Linked DNA regions of Homo sapiens: region 1 is linked to region 2. A link is a loop called in an ENCODE intact Hi-C map of the cell type or tissue named here. Cell type or tissue: gastrocnemius medialis. All regions are shown on one strand.

Evidence for each region. Hi-C counts contacts between places; a loop is a spot of excess contacts. Peaks named below come from ENCODE experiments on the same cell type or tissue, not always from the same donor. Only the 100,000 strongest peaks of a DNase experiment are listed, where the experiment ranks them.
Region 1: a loop joins it to region 2, with 4 times the contacts of the local background. A loop is called at or near these places in 34 of 110 quality-filtered maps.

Annotation. Positions count from the first base shown.
Region 1 is chr9:100,436,246-100,444,245 of GRCh38, forward strand. It overlaps MSANTD3 (Myb/SANT DNA binding domain containing 3), which reads left to right. Exons shown (of 3, transcript NM_080655.3): 2 at 5,661-6,111. The coding sequence starts at 5,694. MSANTD3-TMEFF1 (MSANTD3-TMEFF1 readthrough) reads left to right here and starts at 5,661. Exons shown (of 10, transcript NM_001198812.1): 1 at 5,661-6,111. The coding sequence starts at 5,694. In gastrocnemius medialis, a CTCF peak has its summit at 1,808 (motif pointing left); DNase peaks (open chromatin) are centred at 1,814 and 3,966; H3K27ac peaks cover 1,781 bases.
Region 2 is chr9:100,577,135-100,585,134 of GRCh38, forward strand. It overlaps MSANTD3-TMEFF1 (MSANTD3-TMEFF1 readthrough), which reads left to right. Exons shown (of 10, transcript NM_001198812.1): 10 at 1-502. It overlaps TMEFF1 (transmembrane protein with EGF like and two follistatin like domains 1), which reads left to right. Exons shown (of 10, transcript NM_003692.5): 10 at 1-502. It overlaps CAVIN4 (caveolae associated protein 4), which reads left to right and starts at 945. Exons shown (of 2, transcript NM_001018116.2): 1 at 945-1,417. The coding sequence starts at 1,010. It also overlaps the pseudogene RN7SKP87. In gastrocnemius medialis, no CTCF peak of the experiment used is centred here; DNase peaks (open chromatin) are centred at 827 and 4,127; H3K4me3 peaks cover 4,490 bases; H3K27ac peaks cover 7,604 bases.

The DNA of each region.
Region 1 (8,000 bases), 140 kb before region 2:
CCAAGTGATCACCCTGCCTCAGCCTCCCAAGGAGCTGGGACTACAGGCACACCACCATACCCAGCTAATGCAGCCTTTAGTGTACTGTTTTGTCATGTATGATGCTGTGTGCATGGTGGGCTGTTTTATGCCTATATCAAAATATCTGCATTTATGAAATGTTTACTGAGCGCCTACTTTGTGAGGGTCACTGGGCTGCTTGTTGCCCTACAACCATGCATAAGAATGGATCATATACTGTCTAGCAGAACAGCAGACACAAGAGATAATGGCTCCTGAGCAGAATTGGGGACAGGGAAGTCCAGTCTATCCCTAATAAAAGTTGATGCGGCAGGGAACGCTTTTTATGTTGTCATTTATAAACAATTATGGACAATTGATGAATAGTTTTAAACAAGAGTATCCTTTCTAGCCTCAAAGTTTCTATTAATAAGCATTAATAAGCTTTGCTGGAGAGACCTCTTTGGGAAGTATTTGTTTTTGTGCTCAAGCGGAATGCCAGCATTCCCCGGAGGCATGGACCATGTTAAAGCTCCAAAAGATCTCCACAGTTACCTTTCAAACATACAGTCTTTTTGAGACAGAGTCTCACTCTGTTGCCCAGGCTGGAGTGCAATGGCTCGACTTTGGCTCACTGCAACCTCCGCCTCCCAGGTTCAAATGATTCTCCTGCCTCAGCCTCCTGAGTAGCTGGGATTACAGGCACCTGCTACCACGCCTGGCTAATTTTTTTATTTTTAGTAGAGATGGGGTTTCGCCTTATTGGCCAGGCTGGTCTTGAACTCCTGACCTCAGGTGATCCACCTGCCTCGGCCTCCCAAAGTGCTGGGATTACAGGTGTGAACCACCATGCCTGGCCCAAACATACAGTCTTACTGGATCAAGGGCGGAAATTATTTCAGAGCTCTGGTTAGAGTGAGGAAGGTACACGTGGGAGGATTATGGGCCCTAAGTTTGAAATCGAGAGGAGGTGATGGAGGGAGGGAAATGAGTGGGGGAAGAGCCAACAGATGGAGACACACTCCACCTAAATTGCCCTACCCTGGGCCCTTTCCCGGCTGATGATTAGAGTGTTAATGCCCATACTTTGAGGAGGGGAATAGAGGCTATCACTAGGTCTGAAACAAGAGAGCTAAGCAGAGCAGAGAGGAGCATGAGCATTGGAGTAAGTCAGACCACTTACTATTTTGTGACCAGAGTAAGTTACTGAGCCACAGTTTTCTTATCTGGGAAATGGGAATGGTAATTGGTTAAGGGAGATAAACAGCCTATTTCACAAGGCTGTTGAAAATCCATAAGGAACCTTTGGGGTACATTGCCTTGTATCAGAATCCCTTTATAGCCAGGCAGAATGCAACCGCAAGGCCCAGTGAGGCCTGCTGTTCTACAAAATTAAGCAAAGTAAATTGGTAACTTTGGATTTACTTAGCTAGTGATTAAATAACAGTTTAGTTAATAGGCTATTAATGGTCCCCAGGTGTTGGTAATTCTGAGCATTTGCTTTTAAGAGCAGTCGTATAATTTCTTCTGGTACTTTATATATGTAAATTTATATATACATGCATATGTATATGTATTTTTAACAGAAAACATTGAAGTATAACAAACTGTGCTCTCAGAGGCTATTTTTGGGAGGGTTAAATGATATTGTGCATATTAAACATTTGTTACGCCTACAGTAAGGGCTCAATACAAGTTATCTGCTATTATATTATTGCTATCATTATTATTACTCTGAGACTCAACTGGCCACATGTAGGGCAAGAACCTTTGTGAAATTTAGACTCCCCACAAGTCCACCACCACCTAGTGGCAGCTAGAGGTACTGCACACATCTTGAGGAAGAATTACATTGCTTGGAATTAATTCCATGTAATTTCAGTCCCACCAAGGATCACAGGACCTTTGTTCAGAGTGTGGCTTACTTACCTCAGAGCTGAAATTCATATATCATTAATCAATGAAGTGACATTTTTTACTTCCACAGTTGGCACAGAATAAAAAAACAAAATAGGGAGATGGACATGCTCATGTGCTGTTAATAGAAATGTAATTGGTGCAACATTTTACAAGGACAAGTTGGGGATATAACATAAGTCTTAAGTGTTTTTATCTTTTGGTGGAGAAGTCCTAGGAATTTATCTTGAAGAACTAAAATAGAAAAAAGAGATTTATTTAGAAAGTGTGTGTGTGTGTGTGTACACACACATATAATGTATATGTAAAAGAGCATTACATATAACAACAAAATGGGGAGTAATCCTTTTTTCATTTGTGAATCAGAGTTCTTAATCCTTACAGCAGCAATTCTTAGAAGTGGGGAAAGTTGGCATATTGACATCTGGAGCAGAGACATTGAGGTTAGGGAATTGGATCAGAATCTGCTGTGTAAGCTGTGTAATTTAAGAACAGGCAGTGTACCTATTGATTTCCTAACAAAAACTACAGAAAGTTAAGCTGGACATAGACATCTTGGCAGATAGAGATAATACAGAAGAGAGATATTGTACAGGGTGTATGTTAATAAATTTCAGTTTGGGGAACATTGATTCATAGGGAATAAAAGTATGGGTGAAGGTAAAAAATTAATTTGGGACCTTTGAGGAAGAAGGAGCCTGGATTGGGTATCATTGTATGGATATTAGAGCAACATGATCAAAACAGAAGCATGGGAATTTAGCATTATAGGGACACATCCCCAAAGATAAATGTCCGCTCATTTAGCTTTGCTCAGGATCTGAGGGCCAAACCACCTTTGACATGTGTCCGAACCTCCCAGTGTCTGATACCTGATGTGTCCAGTATGAATGTAGAGCAGGGTACCTGGTATTTGGAGATACGGATTACCCTCGTACTTCATTCTATTAATAACAACTTTTAGGATGAGGCAGTGCGTAGTGAGAGACCGTGATCAGGTTCTGTCACCCTCATGTAAAGACCACACTCCTTGGCGTCAATTTGAAGGGTCTCTGATCTGGCCCAGTCCTCTCCAGCCTCAGTCAAACAGATTTCAGCCATTCACAACTACAGAAACCCCTTCCCAGGCATAGTGCGTGAGTAGCCGGCTTGAAATAGTGTGATTCAAAATTAGTGTACTGTAAACTTAAAAGTCACAGCCTCCCCTGCTTAATTTTTTATTATGGAATTTTAAAACATAACAAAGGTTGAGAAAATAATGAATCCTTGTGTACATATGACCTTTGATTTCAAATTATTCCATTTTTGGCTTGTGGGGCTCTTTTCAAGTTGGTTCCTAATTTTTTTTTTTTTAATTTTTTTTTCGAGACAGAGTCTTGCTCTGTCATCCAGGCTGGAGTGCAGTGGCGCGATCTCAGCTCACTGCAAGCTCCGCCCCCCGGGGTCAAGCAATTCTCCTGCCTCAGCCTCCCGAATAGCTGGGACTACAGGCGTCTGCCACCACTCCCAGCTAATTTTTTTTTTTTTTTTGTAATTTTAGTAGAGACGGGGTTTCACTGTGTTAGCCAGGATGGTCTCCATCTCCTGACCTCGTGATCCGCCCGCCTCAGCCTCCCAAAGTCCTGGGATTACAGGTGTGAGCCATTACGCCTGCCCAGTTCCTAATTTTTTGACATGATTGGTCAGTTTTAAATGGACTGCCTCATCAGTATCTTGATGCATGCCTGTTACTCTGAGAAATCAGAGGCTTGGAGAATGTAAGAAGGACTGGGAATACGTAGGCCCTTCCCAACTAGGGGAACGATAATGCTTACTTTATTGCCGCAGTCAGTGTTGCTTAGCTACATTTTTGCCGTAACATATTTGAGAGGTTAATTTTATAGGAAGCTTTCTGTGATTGAAAGATATGGGAATAGCGTGCAGTCCTAAAACACACATAGGTTTCATACACTTCACTGGAAGAAGACATTCACTAAGCACCTGTTGTGTGAAACATGCTGACCCGGCACTGTAGAGGATGACAAAGTGACTTATGGGAATCATGGTTGAATCATTTGGAGTGACCCAAGGCAAGAGGCCGAGAAACAGCTGTGGAATGATTCTAAGAATACCAGACTCCTAGGGCAGTCCAAGCTCTGGACTTTCTATGTCACCATCTTTGTGATCTTGTGCAATCCACTTCACCTTTCTGACCCTTTCTTCTCTCAGCTGGAAAGAGACTTGAGGAATGTAAAGAGGGACACTGGACTCAGTCTCTTAAGTGCCTAGGCCCTTTCACATCTGAAATTACATACATTGTTTACTTAGGATTTTAAAAAACAGCCCGCATACCTGAAGGATCACAGACTCCAACCCCTCATTTTAAAGATGAAAAAACTGAGGTTGCCATTGCTCCAGGTACATGCCACAGAGTGATGAAAACGTCAAATTTTTTTTTTTTTTTTTTTGAGACAGTGTCTCCTTTGTCATCCAGGCTGGAGTGCGGTGGTGCAAACATGGCTCACTGTAGCCTCGACCTCCTGGGCTCAAGCAGTCCTCCTACCTCAGCCTCCCAAGTAGCTGGGATTACAGGTGCATGCCACCACACCTGGCTATTTTTTTTTCTTCTTTTTCTTCCCTTTTTTTTTTTTTTTTTTTTTTTTTTTAGAGACAGGGTTTTGCCTTGTTGCCCATGCTAGTCTCGAACTCCTGGGCTCAAGCAATTTACCTACCTCAGCCTCCCAAAGTGCTGGGATTACAGGTGTGAGCCACTGTGCCCGGCTGTACATCTTTTTTTTTTTTTTTTTTTTTTGAGATGGAGTCTCACTCTGTCACCCAGGCTGGATTGCAGTGGCACGATCTTGGCTCACTGCAACCTCCACCTCCCGGGTTCAAGTAGTTCTCCTGCCTCAGCCTCCTGACTAGCTGGGATTACAGGCGCACGCCACCACGCCCAGCTAATTTTTGTATTTTTAGTAGAGATGGGGTTTCACCATGCTGGTCAGGCTGGTCTGGAACTCCTGACCTCGTGGTCCGCCTGCCTCAGCCTCCCACATCATATTTTATATTTGAGTACACGGTGGCTTCTTTTGTCCTCAGCTGTGACAAAAGTTTTGGAAAGCTGTTTAGTTCTAAAACTGGCTAACATGATTTGGGGGAATAATCAGTTCCCTAATATTAAAGAAAAATCAATTAACAAATCAGAGTCTAGGCCGGGCGTGGTGGCTCACGCCTGTAATCCCAGCACTTTGGGAGGCCGAGGCAGGCAGATCACTTGAGGTCAGTAGTTCGAGACCAGCCTGCCCAACATGGTGAAACCCTGTCTCTACCAAAACTACAAAAAAAAAATTAGCCGGGCGTGGTGACAGGCACCTGTAATCCCAGCTACTCAGGAGGCTGAGGCAGGAGAATTGCCTGAACCCGGGAGGTGGAGGTTGCAGTGAGCTCAGGTCGTGCCACTGCACTCCAGCCTGGGTGACAAGAGCGAGACTCCGTTTCAAAAAAAAAATGTTCAACTTTTCTTTTTTTGCTGTTATATACCAGATAGTCACAGTATAGCCACAACAATCCACTTTGAAATAAAACCCCATTCCTAGTACATTTCTAAATATTCTCCAGAGTCCTGAATATCATAATTCAACCTTAATGGAAAAGAAAGTACTGTATTTCAGACAAGGGAATCAAGTCAGGAATTAAGCTTCAGTGATTTATAGGCATTGTTTTTGCTGGAGTTGGTAATCATTGCTTCAAACTTCCTTTTACAGGATAGCTAGCGGCCAGGAGAAATACAGTGGAAAATGCAAAACAACGAAATTATAAAGCCTGCCAAATACTTCTCAGAATTGGAAAAGAGCATCCTGCTGGCTTTAGTAGAAAAGTATAAATATGTGCTGGAATGTAAGAAAAGTGATGCGCGAACTATTGCCCTTAAGCAGCGTACCTGGCAGGCGCTGGCCCACGAATACAACTCTCAGCCCAGCGTGTCCCTGCGGGATTTCAAACAGCTGAAGAAGTGCTGGGAGAACATCAAGGCTCGGACCAAAAAAATTATGGCCCATGAAAGGAGAGAGAAAGTGAAACGGAGCGTCAGCCCTCTCCTGAGTACCCACGTCCTAGGGAAGGAGAAGATCGCCAGCATGCTGCCGGAGCAGCTCTACTTCCTGCAGAGCCCCCCGGAGGAGGAGCCCGAATACCACCCCGACGCCTCAGCCCAAGGTATCCGTTCCTGATGCCAGTGTGCACGCTCTCACTGGGTATCTGTTTGACATTTTAATTTTAAAACCCTCCACTTTGAGGGAACTTCTAAAAATGAAACTTTTGTATCAAATCCAATTTTCCTAATTCAAGATCTCAGGATTATATAGGACATTCAAAGTCTTATAGAAGTGGGCGTGGTGGCTCGTGCCTGTAATCCCAGCACTTTGGGATGCTGAGGCGGGAGGATGGCTTGAGCTCAGGAATTTGAGACCACCCTGGGCAACAAAGTGAGACCCCTGTTTCTACAAAAAATAGAAAAAATTAGCTGGGCATGGTAGCATGCACCTGTAGTTCCAGCTACTCGGGAGGCTGAGGCTGGAGGATAACTTGAGCCCAGGAGGTGGAAGCTGCAGTGAGCTGTTATTGCGCCACTGCACTCCAGCCTGGGTGACGGAGTGAGACCCTGTCTCAAAAAAAAAAAAAAAAAAAAAGTAATATATAAAAACAAAAGTACTTGTTTACATCATTGTGCTAGCTCTCTTGGAGACTTTATTATTACTTAAACATAAAGAAAAATAAGGGACTGGATTAATGGAGTTCTTATTAGTGAGGTGCTGCAGTTGCCTATCAGCCTGTCTCAAATATGTTAAAGAGAATTGTATGAAGATTTGTATTCATCCACTCAATTTCACTTTTTTCAAAAAATATTTTTGGAGGTCCTTATTATTTGCAAAGCATTGCAGTAGGCCACTCAAAAGGCCATATTAAAAGAGTCAACCGGCTGGGTTCTGTGGCTCATGCCTGTAATCCCAGCACTTTGGGAGGCTGAGGTGGGCGGATCACCCGAGGTTGGGAGTTTGAGACCAGCCTGACCAACATGGAGAAACCCCGTCTCTACTAAAAATACAAAATTAGCCGGGCGTGGTGGTGCATGCCTGTAATCCCAGCTACTTGGGAGGCTGAGGCAGGAGAATCGCTTGAATTCGGGAGGCAGAGGTTGTGGTGAGCCAAGATAGCACCACTGCACGCCAGCGTAGGCAACAAGAGCAAAACTCCATCTCAAAAAAAAAAAAAAGAACTATTTCAAACTTTAAAAAAAGTGCAAAGAATAATATGATAAACGCCTGTTTTAGCATTCACCCAGATTAAAAACCAGCATTTTTTGCCATTATACTATTGTGATCCACAGTTTTGGTTTGTGGCACCCCAGGGATCTTGAAAAGCTCCAAAAGAAATTAACTTTAAGTTTAATATACTTCCATTAAAAAGAGAAAAATATGTCATACATAATTCTTGGGGAAAAAAACACTGTCATATAATGAAGGATGCAATGATAGTGTGTCATAGCTTCAAAAGGTTGGAATTTAGGGGCTATTGAAATGTCTCTAGGCAAGGGGAGGGTGGAAATGCACATAGATAAATTTCCAGAAATTCCTGCTTCTTTTCAGACAGGAAGTGGCCAGTTTATATAAAAATTAATTGCAGTTTGCAGAAGACAGACATTGAAGCAGAGGATGTTTCCTGGTGGGGGACAGAGGGTTGTTCATAAGGTGCTTCAAGGACCCAGCAAGCACTTCCCCAGGAAAATCTGGTTCTCAGCTTGCAGAATGGGAAATTCAATTGTCAGTGCCTCCAGAGTAGACTGAGCTCTGAGGGACTGGCTCCTGTTAATTAAAAGTAACAAGAAGCAGTCTAAAGCCAGGAATGTTGTCTGTGTAGAGTGGAAAAGATAATTGCCAAGTGAATCAAATACATGTTTTTGATTAGCACCTTTTTTTCTGTCCTGTAGGCAGACGATCCTGGAGAAGCAAATTATGATCAAAAGTTTGCTTACTGATCATTTGACCAAGGTTAAGTCCAGGAAGCCAGTTGCGTAACCATAGTGGTTTATGTTATGAACCTCATGC
Region 2 (8,000 bases):
TTGATTATTCCTCCCTTTGAAAAAATAGTCCTAATAATTTGAACAAATATGTTAGTAATGATGGAACAGATCAATGAAAAGTAGATATAGATATTGTGAAAATAGGCTGTTTAACAAACAGATTGGAATAAAGCCTATTCTACCAGTTAAACTACTTTAATACACATTCATTTTTAAAGAAAATGTTTGTTTTAACATAAATAAACAAATCGTATCAGTGTTTGTGAATAAAATACAAAAATGATTGTTAATGATTGGTGCTCTTAAAGTGAGCTTAAAATTTATCCAAGACGTATATCCAAATTTGTCCTGTAGTAATAGATTAATATTCATAGATTGTTGGTGTTTAAAGATCTGAAGTGTGAGTAGAATGTATTCAGCTGTTTAACATGTAGTTTAGATATTCAAAAGTATGCATGTAGAATTTAAAGAATATGTTAAAAATTATTAATTTTAATATTTTGTTTGGAAAAGCATGTTATAATATAATGTTTTCACTATATGGCCTCTGTTTTGGTGTGTTTATTTACCAAATTTTTTGATATTGGTGTTTCAGTATATTTAATATGTGAAATTAGTAGAAAAAGCAGATTTCGGTTCAGAATTCCCCTTTACTGTTACAAATACTGATTGAAATTATCTAAAGGCAAAAGCTTTACCCAACATTTGGAGTTTGCTTTTTTGATCATTTGGCTTCTAGGTTTAATATTAGTTACATGGTGGCTTTAGTGAACTTTTTTAAAAAGCTTTACTCTTCTACCCACACAGTCTTATTTGAGTCCCTTAGTCAGTCAGCAAGCATGTTTGGAACAGTCCCCGGTGCTTTGCAAGGGTTCAGATTGCAGAACAGTCACATATGGGTATTTGTAGTTATAAATACTTGACCGTTCTCTAGGGGTGGGGTTTCCAACTCTTTAAACAACCCTGTTGCCTGTTATCAAGCTGACTTTTTGCTCCAAGTGCCAGAATTGATTGTGGTTAGGACATCTTACGCTGAGAAATAAATAAAATGGAACATAATGGGTCTGCTTCAAATGCTGATAAAATCCACCAGAATCGCCTGTCGAGTGTTACAGAAGATGAAGACCAAGACGCTGCTCTTACCATTGTGACTGTGCTGGACAAAGTAGCCTCCATCGTGGACAGTGTGCAGGCAAGCCAGAAGAGAATAGAAGAGAGACACAGGGAAATGGAAAATGCCATAAAATCCGTCCAGATTGACCTGTTGAAGCTTTCACAGTCGCATAGCAATACAGGGCATATCATTAACAAATTGTTTGAGAAAACCCGAAAAGTTAGTGCTCACATTAAAGATGTGAAAGCCCGGGTGGAGAAGCAACAAATTCATGTTAAAAAAGTTGAAGTCAAGCAAGAGGAAATAATGAAGAAAAACAAATTCCGCGTGGTAATATTCCAGGTAAGCTTGCACTTGTGTTCAGCTTGCTTGTTCTAATCTCTTGCATCTTTTAATTGCCAAAAGTCATATCAGAGGTTTCCAGTGTCACATCTTAACTATTGTATATATTAATACAATGGAGTTCTGTATTAGCAGCAATCTCAGGATAAAACCATTTCTCTGTTAACCAAAGTACTATCTGTCATTTCGGTATTTTGAGCTTCTCAACCATTTCATGTAATATGAACTGTGGCTCATAGCTTAGGCTATTTCTTGCCTTTGAAACTTAATATTGGTAAGGCCCTTTCAGCATATTAGCCTTATTAGCATGAAGCCCTCTCATAGACTTTGAAAATGTTAGAACTAGAAGAAGACTCAGAAGCCTCTAGTTTAAAACACTTCTTTGTTCTCTAAAAGAAGAAACTGACAACCAGTAGCAGTGGTTTTTTCTGCTTATATGGAGAGCCTGGAAAGGCCTAAACAGTAGATATAAACTTTTCAGAATGTGATTTGTGTATTGGAATTTTTACATATAGATCACAATGATAGCGATTTTCCAATGAACAATGAGGCAATTATTTTTCTTATTATTATAGTAATACAAATATATGAGTCACATAAGTAGTTTCCTATGTTTGATTACAAAGTCTTTTTACTTAAGTGATTTAATATAATATTTTGTGTGTGGCATTGTGTATTGAGCTAAGTTCCCATATTATTCTGCGCTTGGCACTCATATTTTTGGAAATAGGAACATATTTATGGCAAATGCATAATATCTATGGTATATTTTCAAAACTCTTACAGTTAAAAGGAAAAAAATTGAACATTCCTTCACAGTAGAAAAGTGGGAAACTGTCATTATCAGGCAGTTTACAAAACACAAATAAGAATAAAATTCTAATTTCACCTATTTAAATGTTGGCAGTTATTAAAACCTATACCCAGAGGTTAATTTAAGGATTGGGAAAAAACACTTTCATATTCTGTTGGTAGAAATATTAATTGATAAAACATTTTTGAAAGGCAGATTTGGTAGTATGTATTAAGAAATTTAAAAATTCACAAACTTTTTGGCCCCAAAATTTATGTCAAAGAATTTGTTCTATGCATAAAATCAGGAATGTGTGTAGGAATGTTCACTGATGCATATAAAGTGTTATTTTTAAAAATGACACCTGTATTTTAAAAATGAGTACTTATGTACATAGGAAAAAAACTAGAAGAATATAAACTAAATGAAATAGGAACACAGTTGGATTATGTAGAGGATAATTTGTAAAACACGAGGGATGTGGCCCATAACTCCCCGTGGCATTCTTTACACATTAGGCAATTCTCCATAGCCCTCTGTTGACTGATAAGGTTACACTGGGATGGTGGAGTGGTATTTTAGGTCTGTTTTTAAGAGCCTGTAGGTTATTTAGGAAAAGTAATAGGAGAGTGAAGAGTTGCTTATTTCAAAGGTAGATAGGGCAGACTATGCTATTTGAAGTTCTTTATCATTTCCCTTTCCTTTCATGTCCCTGGAAGTCCTTCTATAGGCTTAAAAATTTGGGAAAAAAAAAAAAAGCCTGGGCAATGTGGCAAAACCCTGTCTCTACAAAAATAGAAAAGTTAACCAGGTGTGTCGTCGCGTGCCTGTGTTCCCTGCTACTTAGGAGGCTGAGGTGGGAGGGTCACCTGTGGGGAGGTTGAGGCTACAGTGAGCCATGATTGTGCCACTGCACTCCAGCGTGGGTGATAGTGAGACCCTGTCTTAAGAAAAAAAATTGAAAAATTGAAAAAAAATCAGTCACCTGATTTTCAGAGGCCAGTTCCAGTGTTAGTATATGTAGTGGGAAATGTAGTATCCATTCTTTGATTTGCCTTCTGAAGATGTTCAGAATTGTGGGTATATCTTACCCTCCACTGGCATGGGCGCATGGCCAGGAAACATATTTGGCATTCACGACTGCTGAGAACTTTTGTGCAAAGCAGTGGACTAAGTGCCAATTAAGATTTACAAAAGCAAGAGCAAAGAAGTTTCTGAAAAGTTTCCATTGACTCTGTTGATTGACATAACTCTTCTTTAAACTTTAAGATGTTTCTGTATTCACCTGTTTAGTCCCTGTAACTTACTGCTAATTGTTCCTTTCTTTGATCCCTTGTAGTTATTTAAAGCAACTGAAGGGTGCTAGTTTAGGGCACATCTCTTCTCTTGTAAGAAATAATGCCATGAAGATTCTGCATAATTAAGTTGTTCAGAGTAGCAGCAGTTCGTCAAAAAGTAATTGCTATCATTTATAATGGAACAGCTCGTAGAGAAAAGAATAATGGACATAGAACTCTGATTCAAAGATTCATTAGATGTTAGAAAGCTGTATACATGGTCACATGGTTATTCTTAGCAGTTAAAATTAGTTATAATTAATCATCATAGTTAAGGTATATAAATGGTTATATTGAGATTGCTCCTTCTGCTAAAATTAACTTGAAACCAAGCAATTCAGCCATAGTAAAAATTACCTGCTATTTCTTATACATTTATTATTTCTTTTCGAACATACTATATCTTCACTAATAAGCCTCAGACTTTTGTATATTCAGAATTTCCCTAGCTATATTAGTTTGAGAGCTTGTTTGGAAGTTCTAGCAGGGGAGTGCAGCTGCTTGTATACCCTTGACCAAAGACTGGTCCTCCTCTATCGTGGATGGTCATCCTCTTCGACCAAGCGTGCGGCTTCGAGAGGGACACACATGGAGCGGTGAGGGAGGAAGGGGACACCCACTTAGCCCAGCCAGATCAGCTGAATCAACCCTGGCAATCAGTGGGTTAACAGATGTTGCAGCCAATCGCCCTCACATCCCATAGCTATATTAGTTTGATGTTCAATCCAGCCCACAGTACTCTGAAGCACAGTATTCATTCTGTTACAAAAATGGTCTTTTTACCTGGAGTTTTATATTAAAAGATACAATTATATTTGGAAGTCAACTATAATTCAACATCTACAATCTTCAGTTATTATAACAGTCTATTCACCATTAGCTCATGATGTCGCTGTCTCATTGGAGTTGCAACTAATAGATCTGCGTAACAAGTACTTTTTTCTGACTCTACTCCTGTTTTGTTTTACTTTAAAGCCTGATTTTATATTATTTGTTGTGTACTTAAAGGAGGGTATGTGATTCCTGGGCTAAGCTATATCTGATTTCTTCACAGCAAGATTGTGTTTTTTCCCCTATCTAACAGTAATTAACTTTTGGCTCTTTCGTTTTCTAATTATACCCTCTCAGGCCGTGCCAACCCACATTGTGTTGCTGAAGCTACTCCCTGCAGCAGGTGTCAGGAAAGGAGAGGAATAATTTCGCTGCTTCAAACTGATTCATCAGAGAGCTATGAGACGCCCACCCCTGCCTTTTTTAGCTCCTAGACTCTCTAATCCTATAGCCAAAGAATTTAATTTTAAATAAGTATCCAAAGAAATAAGGTTCCAGGGATATCTTCTTGACTATCAGGCTGATAGGTTTTGGAATATGCATAAATGTGTTTTGTATATATTTATATATTTTTTGATTGAATAGATTTAATCTGGATCTCACGTGGGGGCACAGTTTCTTTTAGAAATTTTAACTCGTGGTTCAGTTAAAAATCTCATGATTTTTCAACTTTTGTCTGTTTAGTTTGAGAAATGCTCCCTATTCAGTTGGGTTCCTCTAGCTGCTGTGGTTGGGCTGGCTCTCAAGGTTTCCAGTGTGTGTCATGTCCCAAATCCAATTCTCATCCTTATTCTTTTGACACATTTGACACGATTGGACCTCTTTCTCTCTCTCTCTCTCTCTCTTTTAAAGAGACAGGGTCTTGGTCTGTTGCCCAGGCTAGAGTTCTACGGTGCAATCATAGCTCACTGCAGCCTCCAACTGCTGGGGGCAAGCCATCTTCCTTCTTCAGCCTTCCAAGTAGTAGGGACTACAGGTGCGCATCACCTTGCCTGGCTACACTTTAAAATTTTCGTGGAGGTCTCACTTTGTTGCCTGGGCTGGTCTTGGCCTCAAGTGATCCTCCCACCTCAGCCTCCCAAAATGTTGGGATTATAGGCATGAGCCACTGCACCCAGCCCCTCCCTTTCTCCTTGAAACTTCTTTCCTCTTGACTTCTGGGGTTACTCCTCTCTTTGGGAGTTCCCCCTGCCTCACTGGCTGATATCTGTCCTTTTTTTTCTTTTCTCATTTCTTCCTTCTACCAGTCCAAAATCCATGCTCTGTAACACCCATATTCAAAAATTCTTTAAAATATTTTTTAATAACATATTTGACAGCAAGACCTAACTTGACCTGAAATTATTCAGTGGAAAAACCTGACCTAAAGTAGCAGGAGGCTATTTCTAGCTTTTATCCCAACTTAGTGTGAATATTCATATTTTTTTTTGCCACAGAAATGTTTCTTCCAAGATCTTGCTGGGAATGTTATGTAATAAATCATATTATTTCCAAAGTCTGAAATATTCTGAATTCTGAAACACACCTTGGTGCCAAGGAATTCTGAGTAAAACAGAGCATAGACCCATTCACTCAGTTTCTTGGTGATCTCTTTCATCTGGTCTCATGACTTTAATTCCATCTTTACATCAATGACTCCTAAATTTGGGTGTCTAGCCCAGCCCTCTCTTCTGAATTCCAGACTCATCTACTCAGCTGCCTGCTCAGTGCCTCTGCCTGCATGGCTAGTGGGTGTCTCCAAGACAGCGTGTTCAGATCCCATCCTTCCCCTCCAGTCTCTTCCTCCTGCTGTCTCCCCCATCTCAATTAATGGCAGATCTATCTTTCATCTGCTCAGGCCATGTACTTGAGGATTGTTCTTGACACTCTGGCACTCCACATCCAAATCTAGTGGCAAATCTTGTTGGCTCCTACCTTCAAAGCAGCTCCGAATCAGACTGCTTCTCACCCCCAACCTGTCAGCACCCTTACCCAGTGCTCCCTTGCCTCAGTGTTCTCCACCTGTTCTCCCTGCTTCTTTTCTTGCCCCTACACCCTGTTTTCAACAGAGTGATGCTTTTATAATGTGGGTCAAATCCTGGCACTACTCTCCTGCAAGCCATTTATTCATTCATTCATTCATTCATTCATTCATTCATTCATTCATTTTTTTTAGACAGAGTCTTGCTGTGTCACCCAGGCTGGAGGGCAGTGGCACAATCTCAGCTCACTGCAACCTCCGCCTCCCGGGTTCAAGTGATTCTCTTGCCTCAGCCTCCCGAGTAGATGGGATTACAGGCATGTCCCACCACACCTGGCTAATTTTTGTATTTTTAGTAGAGACTATTTTGCCATGTTGGCCAGGCTGGTCTCGAACTCCTGACCTCAGGTGATCCCCCTGCCTCGGCCTTCCAGAGTGTTGGGATTACAGGTGTGAGCCACTGCACCCGGCTTCCTGCAAGGCTTTTAGAAGACTTCCTCTTATGCTCAGACCTCACCATTGGATACAGAGCATTGCATGACCTGGACCACCTGCTATCTCTCTTACCCTCTTGCCTCCCCTTCTTGCCCTTTCATCACTCTGCTGTCACCACACGGCCCTCCCCACTGTTTCTCTGTTCTTCCCAGATCTATACACAGCCTTCAGGTCTAGGCTTAGATGTCACCGTATGAATGAGGCCTTTCTGACCACTGTAGTTCAAACAGCACCTTCCTTGTCGCTGCATATTCCCCTTCCCTGCTTTAGTTCTCACCTTAGTGTATATCTTGCCATCTAACATGCTATATAGATTTTACTTGTTTGTCCCTCTCCGAGAATATAAGCTCTTTCACTCTTTTGTCTTCAAAGAAGCTTCACAGTTTCTAGAACCAGAAAATTTACTGGTTTGTGGTGTTGCTTAATAACTTTGTTGAAGGAAGGTATACACCTGTTTGATCCAATAATCATTTATTGAGTATGCCTACTATGTGCAAGACACTCTGATAGATGCTGGGCATAAAACATAAATAAGACACATGATCTCTGCTTTCAAGGAATCTGGAGAAGACCTCTGGGAGATACATATTTTTGAGTAAAGCTTCAATTCAAACTGTGCTAAATGTTATAAACAGAGGTATGTATGTGTAAATTTGAGATAGAGTTAGCCACTTGAGGAAGTTGGGGACACTTGAATTGATTATTGAAGAAAGATTTCATTTACAAAGCCAAAAAGAGGTGAAAGGGAACCTAAGATGTCAGAAACTTCTGGGTATGGTAGCATGTGCCTGTAGTCCCAGCTACTTGGGAGACTGAAGCAGGGGGATTCCTTGAGTCTCGCAGTTCGAGTCCAGCCTGAGTAATATAGTGAGACCCCGTCTTTATGAAAAGAAGAAGATACCAGAAATCACATATACATAGGCGTAGAGGGATGAAAACATCTTGTGCTTGAGGAATTGAGAGTGATTGTATGTTTCTGGGCTGGAAGAGTGGGAAAGTAGGTTTAGCTAAAGCTGAGGAGCCTTCTAATCATACTGAAGAATTTGAGCTCTTCGTTGAGTATTGGTGAGCTCTCCAAAGTTTAAAGCAGAGAAAAGATGTGATCAAAGCTATGCTTTAGTAATATTCTCAGAAAATACTTAGTTGATGTTCTGGAGGTAGAAGGAT